Linked DNA regions of Homo sapiens: all the other regions are linked to region 1. Evidence: chromatin loops called from intact Hi-C (ENCODE). Cell type or tissue: PC-9. All regions are shown on one strand.

Region 1 (5,000 bases):
ACCAGGAATACATAGGTAACATATGGGAATTTATTAATCAAATAAATATCATGACTAAGTTAAATAAGAAAATCTCAAATAATTTTAATACATTGAAAAAAAAACATTAAATAAATTTAACACCCACTCCCAATGGCAAATCTCTTAAAAACATGAATAGAAAGACTTGATATATTAAAATCAATCACAACCCTTCTAGCCAACTTCCTATTTAAACATTGCATACATGACCATTAATACCAGGTAGTGGCATCAATGCCAAAAATAATAATCATGTTTCCCACAAATAATGCACACATGATTATTCTGAATCAGATAGCCAATGCAATTAGAGAAGAAAATACAATATGAACAATGAAAAATACAAAAATATAGGAAAAATCTAAATATTTACATACCTACAAAAAAGATGAAGAAACCAACTAAGAAGCTATTAAAAATAGAAAATAAAATAATTGAAATGGACATATAAGCCAAAAAATTAATGTTTTCAAAATTAGAAAACTTAAAGCAACATACAATAGTAACAAGAAACATAAAAATAAGGAATTAACTTCACAGAAAATTAGATCACCTATATGAAGAAAATTATAATATTTTACTCAGAAGCATATAAGCAAAATGAATATGTAGAAAACACACAGATTATGAGAGAGAAAGGCACATCTTTATAAAGACAAATTCTTCCAAAAATTAAGCTATGAATGTATTCATTTTCTGTCAGAATACTAATATTTTTTCAGTGAATTGATGAAAATTATCTTAAAGTTCTCTAGGTACCCAGGAAAACCATGAAAAGGAAGGCTAATGAGGAAGGACTTATCCTTCCAGGTTCTAAAGCATAGTCTCAATTTATCATAATCAAGAAAGTATGGCACCTTCAAAAGAGAGAACAGCAACACAAATATATAAAAATTCGGTACAAGATAAAAATGGCTTCTTAAATTGACACAGGAAAAGAATAATTTAATGATGGAGTTGGGACAATTGTTGAGCAATATAGAATATAATCAGATAGGTTCCGCTCTATTCTACCCAAAAATAAATTTAAAAAGAATCACAAATTAAATTTAAAAGTAAAGCCATGTAAGTGCTATAGGCATATAGAGATAAATATTTACATAGTGTAACACATTATACAACTTTATATTACACACCATTATATTATAGATGCAAAAATGTAAACATGACATGAAAAGCAGTAATTATAAAAGAAAAATGTTTGAGTTCTCATAAGTTAGAACAAGTATTGGATGTATATTAAATATGACAATGTTAATGTATGTGCAAAGATTACGTGCATCTATAGCATGCTCTCATTTTGAAAAAATCAGTACATATATTTGAATGATATAACTATTTTATAGTTACAAAGCCTAATTTCTAAAAATAATTAATGTCTAATTCTGGATCTCCTCCAGCAAACCTTATGTCAAGCAATTTAATTTAGCACTTAGATACCCAGACAGTTGGTCTGATAAACAAGATGGCTACTAAGCGACTATGGTATTCTGTAGACAAACGGAAGATTCATGTCCCAGGTGAGAACTGCTAAATGTCATCACCCTACTCAGAATGACATCCAATTTAAAACTTAAGAACTGTTTATTTCTAAAACATTCCACTTAATGTTTTCAGGCTACAGTTGACCACAGGTAACTGAAACTGCAGAAAACGAAAGTGAGGAAAGCAAAACTGAGAATAAGAGAGGACTACTGCACACACACTTATAAAATTGTTAATATAAAAATAGATGTATATACAGTTATAGATATATAGTGATAAAAATTAGCCTGGAGATGATAATTATTTAAGTATTAATAGAGGTTAAATGTTTCAAACTTGCCCAACATTTATTACATTCATAGATAAATTCTAAAAACATTTTAAAACATGATTTTCTAAATTTACAGCTGTCCAGGCAATCTTCTAATTCACATGGGTAACAATGTACGTTTCAAAAGGGTTGAGAAGATTGTTCAATGACGTAGGTTTATCTTATTCATACATGGCTTAAGCCTGGCTTTGAAAAACTTTTTAGAAGTAAAAACAGACTATATCTGAATTTGTGCAATTATGTGTTTGATTTAGCAAAGTAGAAAGAATTCATATAGCTAAATCCTGCTCACTTCTCCAAATATTAAAGCCACTGGGGCCCAAAATAGCACAAAGACATGGAGGAAGAAATAATTCACGCTCTCTTTGTGACTGACAGTTAAGCTGGGACATCAGTTTTCTCCTACTCTCTGAGACTGCCACCAACTCTCCTGGTTCTCAGGACTTTGAACTCAGACTGGAATTTACATCTCTGGCTCTCACAGGTCTCCAGCTTGCTGTCTGCAGATCCTAGGAACTTCTCAACCTCCATAATTGTGGGTCCCCAACCCCCAAGCCACAGATCTGTACCAGTCTGTGTCCTGTTAGGAACTGAGCTGCATAGCGGGAGGTGAGCAGCAGCAATTAAGGAGATCATCACGGTGGATGAGAGGCAGGACTAGATTGCAGCTCCTACTCAGACAGAGCGGCATGCGGAGGCTCGCATCGTGAATTTTAGCTCCAGAATGACTGCAAGAACAAACCATGAATCCCCAGAGGACCCACAGACCCTCTGAAGGAAGCAGAGTGATCCTGCACGACCTGGGAGACACCCCAGATACTGTGAGTGCCCAAACTGTGGAAGTAGAAAAGGGAGATCCTCTGCTCCTGAACACACACCCCTACTGGGGAAACGGAAGGTTTGCAGAAGTTTCTGACCTTACCTGGAGCTGAGTCAATTTAGACAGCCAAGCAAAATACAAGGGTAGAAGAAGCAGCAGGAAGGGTCCTGGGAACTCATTGGGTCCCCAAGCAGGCCATTCATGCCTGGCACCACAGGGATCCTTCAGGAGGGTGTCCAGAGGTATGGGGAAAATGCCACAGGGAGAAGGAAGTCTCCAGCTGAACTTTGTAACAATTTGAACCAGGTGAGAAGCCTCCTGGCCAGAACTTGCTGGAGGGCATGAATCCAGCCAGCAGATTCCACAGGTGGGGGAAGAACTAAAGTCCTTTTCTTTCACAGCTGGGAGGCGGGTAGCCTGGGGAAAGTTCTCAAGCCCTGCTTGCCTGCTGCCTGGAAACAGACTCTGTGCTGTTGGAGGTGGCACAGTGGGAGTGAGACCAGCTCTTCAGATTGTGTGGGAGCTGGGTGAAGCCTGTGACTGCCAGCTTTCCCCTACTCCCCTGACAACCTGCATGACTCAGCAAAGGCAGCAATAATCCTCCTAGGTACACAACTCTGTTGACCTGGAAAACTCACCCCCAACTCTGACAGCAGCCACAGCAAGACCCACCAAAGCAGAGCCTGAGCTCAGACACGCCTAGCCCCACCCCCACCTGACGGCCCTTCCCTACCCACCCTGGAAGCTGAACACAAAGGGCATATACTCTTGGGAGTTCTAGGACCCTGCTCAACCCCAGTTCCTCTCCATATTAGCAAAGCTGATGCTCTCTGGAAAGCGCTACCTCCTAGCAGGAGGTCAACTAGCACAAAAATAGAACATTAAACCACCAAAGCTAAGAACCCTTACAGAGTCCATTTCACCCCACTGCCACCTTCACTGGATCAGGTGCTGGTATCCATGGCTGAGAGACCAATAGACAGTTCACATCACAGGACTCTGTGCAGACAACTCCCAGTACCAGCACAGAGCCTGGCAGACTTGCTGGCTGGCCAACCCAGAAGAGAGATAACAATCACTGCAGCTCAGCTCCCAGGAAGCTACATCCATAGGAAAAGTGGGAGAGCACTACATCAAGGGAACACATCATGGAGCAAAAGAATCTGAAAAACAGCCTTCAGCCCTAGACCTTCCCTCTGACAGAGTCAAGCCAAATGTGAAAAAAAAAAAAAAACACACACACACACACAGAAAGCCAACTCTGGTAATATGACAAAACACCCCCAAAAAATCACACTAGCTCACCAGCAATGGATCCAAACCAAGAAGAAATCCCTGATTTACCTGAAAAAGAATTCAGAAGGTTAGTAATTAAGATAATCGGGGAGGCACCAGAGAAAAACAAAGTCCAATGCCAGGAAATTCAAAAAATGATACAAGAAGTAAAGGGAGAAATATTCAAGTAAATAATAGCATAAAGAAAAAACAATCAAAACTTCAGGAAACATTGGACAGACTTATAGAAATGCAAAATGCTCTGGAAAGTCTCAGCAATAGAACTGAACAAGTAGAAGAAAGAAATTCAGAGCTTGAAGACTAGGCCTTCAAATTTACCCAATCTAACACAGACAAAGAAAAAAGAATAAGAAAATCTGAACAAAGCCTCCAAGAAGTCTGGGATTATGTTAAATGACCAAACCTAAGAATAATCGGTGTTCCTGAGGATGAAGAGAAATCTAAAATTTTGGAAAACATATTTGGGGGAATAATCGAGGAAAAGTTCCCCGGCCTTGCTAGAGACCTACACATCCAAATACAAGAAGCACAAAGAACACCTGTGAAATGAATCACAAAGAGATCGTTGTCTAGGCATATTGTCATCAAGTTATTTAAAGTTACAACAAAGGAGAGAATCTGAAGAGCTCTGAGACAAAAGCACAAGGTAACCTACAAAGGAAAGCCTATCAGATTAACAGCAGAATTCTCAGCAGAAACCCTATAAGCTAGAAATGATTGGGGCTCTATTTTTAGCCTCCTCAAACAAAATAATTATCAGCCAAGAATTTTGTGTCCAGTAAAACTAAGCATTATGTATGAAGGAAAGATACAGTCTTTTTCAGAAAAACAAATGGCTAAGAGAATTTGCCACTACCAAGCCACCAAGACAAGAACTGCTAAAAGGAGCTCTATCTAAATCTTGAAACAAATCCTGGGAACACATCAAAACAGAACGTCTTTAAAGCATAAATCACACAGGACCTATAAAACAAAAATACAAGTTAATTAGCAAAAACAACAACAACAACAACAAAAAGAGGTACACAGGTAACAAATAGCACGATA
Region 2 (5,000 bases), 240 kb after region 1:
GAAGCCAGCCACCGAGGGCTACTTATTGTATAATTCCATTTGTCTAATATTCTAGAAAAGAGAAAACTTACAGTATGATGGTTAATTTTGTGTGCCTGCTTAGCTAAGCCATGGTACCCAGTTTTTTGTTGTAATTTTTTTTTAGAGAGAAAGATCTTGCTATGTTGCCCAGGTTGGTCTCAAACTCCTGGGCTCAAGTGATTCTCCCATCTTAGCCTCCCAAAATGCTTGGATGACAGACATGAGCCCCCACGCCTGTCCTGGTACCTAGTTTTTCATGAAATATCAGTACAGATGTGCTTTGAAGGTGTTTTTTGTTGTGGTGGTGGTAAAATACATGTAACATAAAATTTGTTATCTTAAATATTTTTGACAGTACAATTTAGTAGTTTTAAGTTCATTCACATTGTTGTACAACCTATCTCCAGAAATCTTTTCGTCTTACAGAACGGCAGGTCTATACCCATTAAACAATAACTCTCCACTCCCCTTCCCCCAGACCCTGGAAATCAACCTTCTACCTTCTGTCTCTGTGAATTTGACTACTCTAGTTACCGCATATAAGTAAAATCATACACTATTGCCTTTTTGTGGCTAGCATATTTCACTTAGCATGATGTCTCAAGGTTCACCTGTGTTATAGTACATGTCAGAATTTCCTTTTGTTAAGGCTGAATAACAGTATACGCTGCATTTTGTTTATCCATTCATCTCTTGATGAACACTTGAGTTGCTTCCATCTTTTGGCTATTGTGAATAATGCTGCTATAAAGTTGGGTGTATAAATATCTCTTTAAGACCCTGCTTTTCAATTCCTTTGGGTATATACCCAGAAGTGGAGTTGCTAAATGAAAAGGATGGGAAGGTGTTTTTCAGATGTGATTAAAATTTAAATAAGTAAACTTTGAGTAAAGCAGATTGCCCCCGACAATATGAGTGGGCCTTATAAAGGCCTTCAGAAAAAAAATTAAGGTTCCCATAAAAAAGAAATTCTGCCTTCAGACTGCCTTCTGACTTGAGCTACAGCATCAACTCTTCCTTGAGCCTCCAACCTGCTGGCCTGCCCTGCAGATTTCAGATTTGCCAGCCTTTACAACCACAGGAACAAATTCCTTAAAAATCTCTCTCTCTCTCTTTCTCTCTCTCTCAGGTCTGTTTTTCCAACTCTGATAAATATGTACAGGGACAGAAACAGATCAGTAGTTGCCAGGAGTCAAGCAGGATTGGGGAAAACAGATTGACTGCAAAGGGATACAAGAGAACGTTTTGGTGTGATGGGAATAATCTGTATCTTTACTGTCTATTACAGTACACACTGGACACATGTGGCTATTAAACACTTGAAATGTGACTAGTCTGAATTGAGATGTGCTGTAAGTATAAAAGACACATCAGACTTCAAAGATTTGAAAAAAATGTAAAATGTCAATAACTTTTATATTGATTACTAGTGAATATTTTTATATATTTGGTTAAATAAACCATATTATTAAATTTCACTTGTTTCTTTTTACTTTGTTAATGTGGCCACTAGAAATGTAAAGTTACATATGTGGTTTATTTCTACTGGACAATGTGGTTTATTGGACAATGCAGTTCTGTATCTTGATTGTGATACTGAATGCGTAACTCCTCAAATTATACACTAAAAAGGGCAAATTTTATTATATGTAAGGTATACCTTAATAAACCTAATTTTAAAATATGGGCTAGGAAATTAGAAATGTTACAAAATACAATTTAATGATACAAAAAGAATTATTATAATATTCATATTACGCTCATCCTCACTGTTATGTCTTTGCTCACTCACGTTATTCCCAGTGTCCGTCAAGTAAACTTATTCATCTCTTAAGAGCTGATTCAGTCAATCTCATGCATCATCCCCATTCCAGCTCTTCCCTGCTACTCTGATGTGTTTTCTCTAAATCCTTGCTGCACTGTGAGTCAGTCTGGTGCCTCCTTGATGACATGGAATTTCAGCATGTTGTGTCGGATAGCAGCCAAGAAAGTAGAAGGGACTCAGCGGCAGGGATTGCCTTCAAAGGGTGATAAGTTCAAAAGCTTAGATCCAGCTGAACTGGTTTTATAAGCGAAGCCTGACAGCCAACTGCAATGGCTCAACATCAAAATGTTTTCTATGTTTTTTATGTATGGTAGGTATGCTTCCTACCTGGAAGAAGTTACCTAAAGCCAGGAACGATGTCTCATTCTTCTTGGGCAGTTTTCCACAAGAATAACTAACCTAAGCTACACATGAAAGTCCACAATCCCTGGGATAGCCACTGCCACTTGACCTGGAGGTGTAAGACTATTATGATCTAATACCAACAACACCTCCTGCCTTAACTGAAACCTGGCTCTCCCAGTACTCCATATCCCCCTATGACACTCTATGGGGTACCCATTTGTTCTCTCACATCTCGTGGACCTCAGGATCTATAGATGTGCTGAGTGTTTTGTTCCCCAATGCTGCTTTTAGAACCAAACTCCCTCACTCACTTCAAAAAAAAAGTCACATTCTTTTAAAGAACATGAGTCTTTGCTGTTTCACTCTCTCTCTCTGCTCCCTGTCATGTCTAAGAAGCACATCACACATACCTCATTTTGTCAATATCTTTGACCTCTGGCTCACATCTTCCTCTTCACTGCAAGTCCTGCTATCAGTGTCCCAAAAGGACAACTCATCCAGCCCAAACATCAACTTCTAGTGGTTACATTCAGCAGCTAATCTTGGAGAGTATGGATACAATGAATTCATGTCCTACACCTTCTGTTCCTTAATTCCATCCTCTTTTTCTTCACCAGCCTATAGTATTCTAGAAATCCACTGAAAGAGGAAGGCTTTTGAAAGAATATGGAGAATGTTAAAAGCGATGGGCCTTTCTAGAAGCCTTCAAGAGGATTATATGTTTTCTCTTGTAATTTAAAGATGATTATCCAATCAATACATTTTAATGTGAGAATGTTGAACAACTATAGGCAAAGATAAAAATTTAAACGACACATAATTTCAACAGCTAGGGGAAATTTCTATTAGCATTTTCATGTATATCTCTTCCCAGACTTCTCCTTCTTAGTATCTAAATTCTTTTTCTTTTTAATAAAATGGCAACTTAGTGAATATACAATTTTGTAACCTGCTTTTTACATTTGCTGTAACATGAATATCATTCCAAATTAGTAAATACATTTTACATCATCGCTTTAATTTTATACTATAATTTATTTAACTAATACACAATTGTTGGCTACGTAGCACATTTACAGTGTTTTGGTATTATAAACAGAATAAAATGATCATCTTTATAGCTAGGTCTTTATGCACATTCTTAATTACCTTAAGATAAATTTCTATAAGTAGCCTTTCTGGGTTAAGGAATTTCTAATGTTAGGTACCTATTAATATCTAAGCATGTTTTGATAGAAACCTCTAAGATCTGTGAGTAACTACCTCCTTTTACACATTGTTAGACTATTTGACAGGATTCCCCTTCTGAGAGACAGAAGTAACTAAACTTCCATCAGGATTAGAACGAAGTTTTTTGTTTATTTATTTATTCTTAAAGCTGCCAGACTTTTATATTCATTCAACAAACATTTATTTAGGACCTGTTATGTGCTGGGCACCATGCCAGATGCTAAGGATAAGAAATGAGTTGACACAGTACAGTCCTCAGGCTGTCACAGTATCAGGTGTGAGATAAACACATTGAATGACGGACACAGTGTAATTCAATACACTTTTCTTGCCTGCATGGCACTACAGAGGAAGGTTGATAAAGGCTTCATCCTGTCTGAACTGTGATGTCTGAACCAAGTCTTGCAGGAAGTCTTCTGGTGGCTGAGATGGCGGCCGAGGTGATCAAGATGAGGAAGAACAGTCCAGGCAAAGGGAAAAACCATGTGCAAAAGCATAGAAGGGCTGGTTGAGGTGGCTCATGCCTGTAATCCCAGCACTTTGGGAGGCCAAGGCAGGTGGATAACTTGAGGTCAGGAGTTCAAGACCACCCTGGCCAACATGGTGAAACCCCGTCTCTACTAAAAATACAAAAATTAGCTGGGCGTGGTGGCAGGCACATGCTACCCGGGAGGGTGAGGCACGAGAATCGCTTGAACCCAGGAGGCAGAGGCTGCATTAAGCCAAGATCGTGCCACTGCACTCCAGCCTGGGTGACAGAGTGAGACTCCATCTAAATAAATAAATAGATTGTTTAAAAGTACAGAAGTATAAAGGAGCAGGTCATTTTGTGTGCCTGAACAAAGGCTACTAAAGAGAGCCTTGCCTGAAATCTAATAAATGCTAAAGATGCCTGTTAGTAGTGAGGATGCTCCATACGGAGACTATATTACTGGATTGCTAATATTTTTAATTAATGACTACTCTTTGTTTATTTTTCATTAACCTTCCTCAGTACTATTAATTCAGAATAAACTCTTAATTCAATTTTTGTTTGTGTCAAGGAATTGATGTTTCCCCTAGCCAGAAGAAAGTCCCTTCCCACTGTCTCTATGTATATTTTGGATACACTATATAAGAACACAAATGATTGAAGTCCAGACTGCACAAACCCCAAGAGAATGCATTTTCCAACTCCAGCAGACACTCTATTTGACCAACATACCAGACCTATTTTTCAGATGTTACACCCTTCTGCAATAAGTAGGAGGAAAAACTTCTTTCAGTTCTGTGTTTAATCAAAACAAAGAATCCATACTAGATATTTTTTCTTACTAAACACTGCTAAAATGCATTATTATGCCAAAGAACACATCTTTTCTATAATTTAACTGTCGCTGAAAAAGTATAAGTTTTCCATTCATATTCAGTTTTTGAGTATTCAAATCACTCTTACTTTTACATATATTTGAGCTTCAAAACAATCTTGGAAGGTCCTGAAGCTCAAAACAGCCTCGTAATACTATCCCTATTTTTATAGACAAGAAAATCAAAGCTGAACATATGTGGCTTACCCAAATTCGCACAATCTTTATGACCA
Region 3 (5,000 bases), 100 kb before region 1:
TAATATCCATGAAAGTCTTTATTTATTTTTAATTTCCATCCCTTATCACATCATTGAACCAAATTTTCTAATTCTGGAGGCTGTTTCTGACTATGTAACCCCATTTTGCCATATCTGTTTCATCTTGCACATTATTATAAAGGTTTTAAATGGTCTAAAACCCATCCTAAAACCCATTATAAAGGTTTAAATGGTCTAAACCCCATCCTAATGTCCATTTGAGAATTACTTTTTAAGACTACTTTGATGAATAAATGTAGTTAAACAGCAAATCAAGACATACAAAATACAAGGCTCATGAATTAGCATTTATGCTTTCTACCTGCAGGGAGAGTAATCACTATTTGGTAAGAAAGATGAATCTTTTAACTCAGGAAAAGTTTCACAAAGGAAGTGGAATTGTAAGAAGTCTGAAATAACCGATAACTTTTGGATATATTTATATGACATTGAAGAACTATTTTTAAAAAAATCACAAAGCAGTACAGAGAAAGGTTAATGTTTCTTCAAATGTGAAGTAAACAAACATGAAACTCACACAAATCCAAGTCCCATTCCAACTCTGCAGACAATTGGTTGTGGATCTTTGATGAGTTAACCTCTAAATTGTACTTTCTTCATGAGTAAAATGAGCATAATATACTCACCTTCACCTACAGAAAATAATGTAAATGAAGTAATTTATATAGTCCCTAACATATTTTAGCAAGGTATTATTTGTTCAATTAATACAGAAAAAAACATTCACTGTGTAGGACACCTGTATCATAATTGTTTGCTTTTACCTCTATGGTACACCAGGTCTACTAAGGTGAGTCACAGGTGGTTATTTCTATATTTTTCATTTGACTCATTACTTTATTGTCAAAAGTTGGTCTAATTTCAGCAGCCACAACTCTTAGAAGTAAAATTTTGGGAGAAAATGGCTTTTAGTTATGCTTGTAGTCTCTAATCTATACTATAGCACTTTATATCATATTCTAATTATATCTCATATAACGTCTTATTATATATCATATATTTTTACTGCCAAAATTCCTTAAGGTTCAAGTGTCATGTTTAAATTACTTCATCTACTTCCTATTGCAGAAGATTTTTATGTTACATGTATATCTCACGATAAGTATTTTTAATTGCTCACTTTTTAAATTTCAACTCTATGGCCCATCAAATCTTAATTATAACACCACTTGGTATAATCTTTTCTTATTCTTCTTATAAGAGATTAGCACAGAGGCACTAATTTGGCCTTCGAAATTAGTTGAATTCAAACCTTTGCTATTCTAATTTTATCCATGCCATCTTGGATAAATTAATTCATTTGTCTTAACCTATGGAGCGTGTGTGTGTGTGTGTGTGTGTGTGTGTGTGTGTGTGTGTATTCAGTCATATAACAAATGCTCATTAAATAGCACCTATATATATTCTTTTGTTTAAATTTTCCATCTGGGTTATCTCTGTTTAGAAAACAATTATCATTTGCTGATGACTTCTTATTCTTCACACTCCCTCTCACATCTACATATTTACTTTGATCCCACTGTCATCGCACATCTGGGCCCTCACCCTTAAATGTCCAAGTGCTGATGCCAATGAGCTCTCATCTGTTCTCTGGGCCTCTAGCCTCTTTCTCATCAAATCATATTCCTGCCAAGAGAAGGCCCTATAAAATATTTTGGACCATGTCACCCTCCTTAAAACATTCACTGGCTTCCCCTTGCCCAGGCCAAATTTTCCAAAATATATTTCACATAACACTGGTTCCACAAGACGCTTCTTAGAAATGAGGTTCTGAGGACACACCAGAAAACACAGTACACTCTATCCTCTACTTGAAAATTCACAGGTCATTGCGGGAGAGGATGAATAGGAGGCAAGACTAACTTGTGGCTCCCACTCAGCCAGACAGAGCAGCATGTGGAGACTCACATCATGAACTTCTGCGCCAATAACTACCTCAGGAACATACAAGGAAAGCTGAGAGAATCTACAGACCCTTTGAAAGAAGTGGAGTGCTGCTTCAGGCCCTGGGTGACAGCCAAAAAACCATGAATGCCCAAAGTGTGAAAGTGTGAGGAGGATCATCCACCCCTGAACACATACTCTCACTGGGGAACCTGAAGGTATAGATCACAGGAGGAGGGTTTTGACCTTACCTGGAACTGAGATAACTTCAGAGAGCTGAGCAAAATACAGGGGTAGAAGAAGCATCGAGAAGAGCCCTGTTGTCTCTCTCAGTCCCCAGGGAAGTCATTTCTGACTTTGTCTCACAGGAGTCCTTGGGGAGGGCTGCCAGAGGAATTGGGAAAAAAACACAGGGAGAAGGAAACTTCCAGCTGAACTTTGTAACAATTTTGACCAAGCATGAAGTTTCCTGGACAGAACCCAGAGGAAGGGGTGAATTGGGAGTGCAGACAAAGCACAGAAGCTGTGGCAGGCAGGGAGACATGAAACCTGGAAGCCCTGCTTGCTTTATCAGCTGGAAGGCTGGTAGACTGAGGAAAGCTCTCAGCCCTGCTCAGCCGCTGTCTGGAAACAAACTTGGTGCTGTTTCAGGGAGGGCCACGGTGGGAGTGAGAACAGCCCTTTGGGCTGTGCGGGAGCTGGGTGAGACCTGTAACTGCCAGTTTTCCCTCACTTTTCTGGCTACCTGCATGACGCAGCAGAGGTAGTCATAATCTCCCTGGGAACATAACTCCATTGGCCTAAGAACCACACCCCCATCCACCACAGCAGCCACAGCAAGCCCCACCCAAGGAGAGTCTGAGCTCAGACATGCCTAATCCTGCCCCCACCTGATGGTTTTTCTCTACCCACCCTGTGAGCCAAAGACAAAGGACATAATCTCTTGGGAGCTCTTGAGCCCCACCCACCACCTGATCCTCCCTATACTACCACAGCTAATGATCTCTTGAAAACACCACCTCCTGGTTGGAGGCAATCAACACAAAACTAGTGCAATAAACAAAACTACAACTACAGACCCTCACAGAGTCCACTTCACTTGCTTGCCACCTCCACCAGAGCAGGTGCTAGTATCCATGGCTGAGAGACCTGAAGACAGTTCACATCACAGGACTCTGTGCAGACACTCCCCAGTACCAGCCCAGAGCCTAGTAGCTCTGCAGGGTGGCTAGATCCAGAAGAGAAAAAAGAATCACTGCAGTTTGGCTCTCAGGAAGCCACATCCTGGGGGAAGGGGGAGAGAACCACATCAAGGGAATACCCCATGGGACAAAAGAATCTGAACACCAGCACCTGAGCCCCAGAGCCCCAGATCTTTCCTCTCACACGGTCTACCCAAATGGGAAGAAACTAGAAGAACAATTCTTGTAATATGACAAAACAAGGTTCTTTAACAGCCCCAAAGGATCAAAACTAGTTCACCAGCAATAGATCCAAATCAAGAAGAAATCTCTGAATTTCCAGAAAAACAATTCAGAAGGTTGATTATTAAGCTAATCAAGGAGGCACCAGAGAAAGGTGAAGTCCAACTTAATGAAATAAAAAATAATAATAATACAAGATGGCTGGGTGCATGGTTCAAGCCTGTAATCCCAGCACTTTGAGAGGCCAAGGTGGGCAGATCATGAGGTCAGGTGATCGAGACCATCCTGGCCAACATGGTGAAACTCCATCTCTACTAAAACTACAAAAATTAGCTGGGCATGGTGGTGCACGACTGCAATCCCAGCTACTCAGGAGGCTGAGCCAGGAGAACCCTGGAGGCAGAGGTTGCAGTGAGCGAAGATTGCACCACTGCATTCCAGCCTGGTGACAGAGCAAGAGACTCCATCTAAAAAAAAAAAAAAAGGAAAACAAGACATGAAGGGAAAAATCTTCAGTGAAATAGATAGCATAAAGGAAAAACAATCACAACTCTGGAAATGAAGGACACACTTAGAGAAATGCAAAATATACTGGAAAGCCTTCGCAATAGAATAGAACAAGTGGAAGAAAGAACTTCAGAGCTCAAAGACAAGGCCTTCAAATTAGCCCAGTCCAACAAAGACAAAGAAAAAAGAATATTAAAAAATGAACAAAGCATTCAAGAAGTTTGGGATTATGTTAAACGACCAAACCTAGGAAGAACTGGTATTCCTGGGGAAGAAGAGAAACATAAAAGTTTGGAAAACATATTTGAGGGAATAATCAAGGAAAATTTTCCTGTCCTTACTAGAAATCTAGACAATGAAATACAAGAAGCTCAAAGAACACCTGGGAGATTCATCGCCTAGGTACATAGTCATCAGGTTATCTAAAGTCAAGATGAAGAAAAGAATCTTAAGAGCTATGAGGCAAATGCCTCAGGTGACCTATAAAGGAAAACCTATCAGATTAACAGCAGATTTCTCAGCAGAAACCCTACAGGAGGCTAAAGGCACTATCTTTAGCCTCCTTAAACAAAGGAATTATTAGCCAAGAATTTTGTATCCAGTGAAATTAAGGTTCATAAATGAATGAAAGGTAGTCTTTTTCAGACAAACAAATGCTGAGAGAATTCGCCATTACCAAGTCTTCACTTTAAGAACTGCTAAAAGGAGCTTGAAATCTTGAAGCAAAGCCTTAAAATATACCAAAATAGAATCTCCTTACAGCATAAATCTCACAGGACATATATAACAGTAACACAATGAATAAAACACAAGGTATTCAGGCAACAAACAGCACAATGAATAGAAGAGTACTTCATATCTCAATACTAACATTGAATCTAAATGGCCTAAAAGCTCCGCATAAAAGATATAGAATGGCAGAATGAATAAGAATTTGCCAACCAGGTATCTGCTGTCTTTATGTCTTTATCTGCTGTGTTTCTGAGGACTCACATAAACTTAAAAACATAAAGTGGGGAAAGCACACCATACTCAACAAACGTTGTTGGGATAATTGGCAAGCCACATGCAGAACAATAAAAATGGATCCTCATCTCTCACCTTATACAAATATTAACTCAAGCTGAATCAAAGATAACATTGGAAAAATCCTTCTAGACATTG

Evidence for each region. A loop is a pair of places that touch in the nucleus more often than their neighbours do. Peaks named below come from ENCODE experiments on the same cell type or tissue, not always from the same donor. Only the 100,000 strongest peaks of a DNase experiment are listed, where the experiment ranks them.
Region 2: a loop joins it to region 1, with 8 times the contacts of the local background. A loop is called at or near these places in 1 of 110 quality-filtered maps.
Region 3: it touches region 1 in a loop (11-fold over the local background); 1 of 110 quality-filtered maps calls a loop at or near these places.

Annotation. Positions count from the first base shown.
Region 1 is chr6:119,725,811-119,730,810 of GRCh38, reverse strand. All of the region lies in intron 2 of LOC105377975 (a long non-coding RNA gene), which reads right to left. Among named protein-coding and RNA genes, the nearest start is that of MIR3144, 290 kb to the left of the region's middle. RefSeq lists an enhancer at 2,842-3,676. In PC-9, CTCF peaks have their summits at 2,449 and 2,651; a DNase peak (open chromatin) is centred at 3,000; H3K4me3 peaks cover 3,332 bases; H3K27ac peaks cover 4,298 bases.
Region 2 is chr6:119,481,778-119,486,777 of GRCh38, reverse strand. The region is part of intron 1 of LOC285762 (a long non-coding RNA gene); the gene reads left to right. The region is part of intron 2 of LOC107986525 (a long non-coding RNA gene); the gene reads left to right. Among named protein-coding and RNA genes, the nearest start is that of MAN1A1, 130 kb to the right of the region's middle. In PC-9, no CTCF peak of the experiment used is centred here; a DNase peak (open chromatin) is centred at 2,017; H3K27ac peaks cover 1,978 bases.
Region 3 is chr6:119,828,445-119,833,444 of GRCh38, reverse strand. All of the region lies in intron 2 of LOC105377975 (a long non-coding RNA gene), which reads right to left. Among named protein-coding and RNA genes, the nearest start is that of MIR3144, 180 kb to the left of the region's middle. RefSeq lists enhancers at 2,071-2,610, 2,611-3,150. In PC-9, no CTCF peak of the experiment used is centred here; DNase peaks (open chromatin) are centred at 2,694 and 3,764; H3K27ac peaks cover 2,548 bases.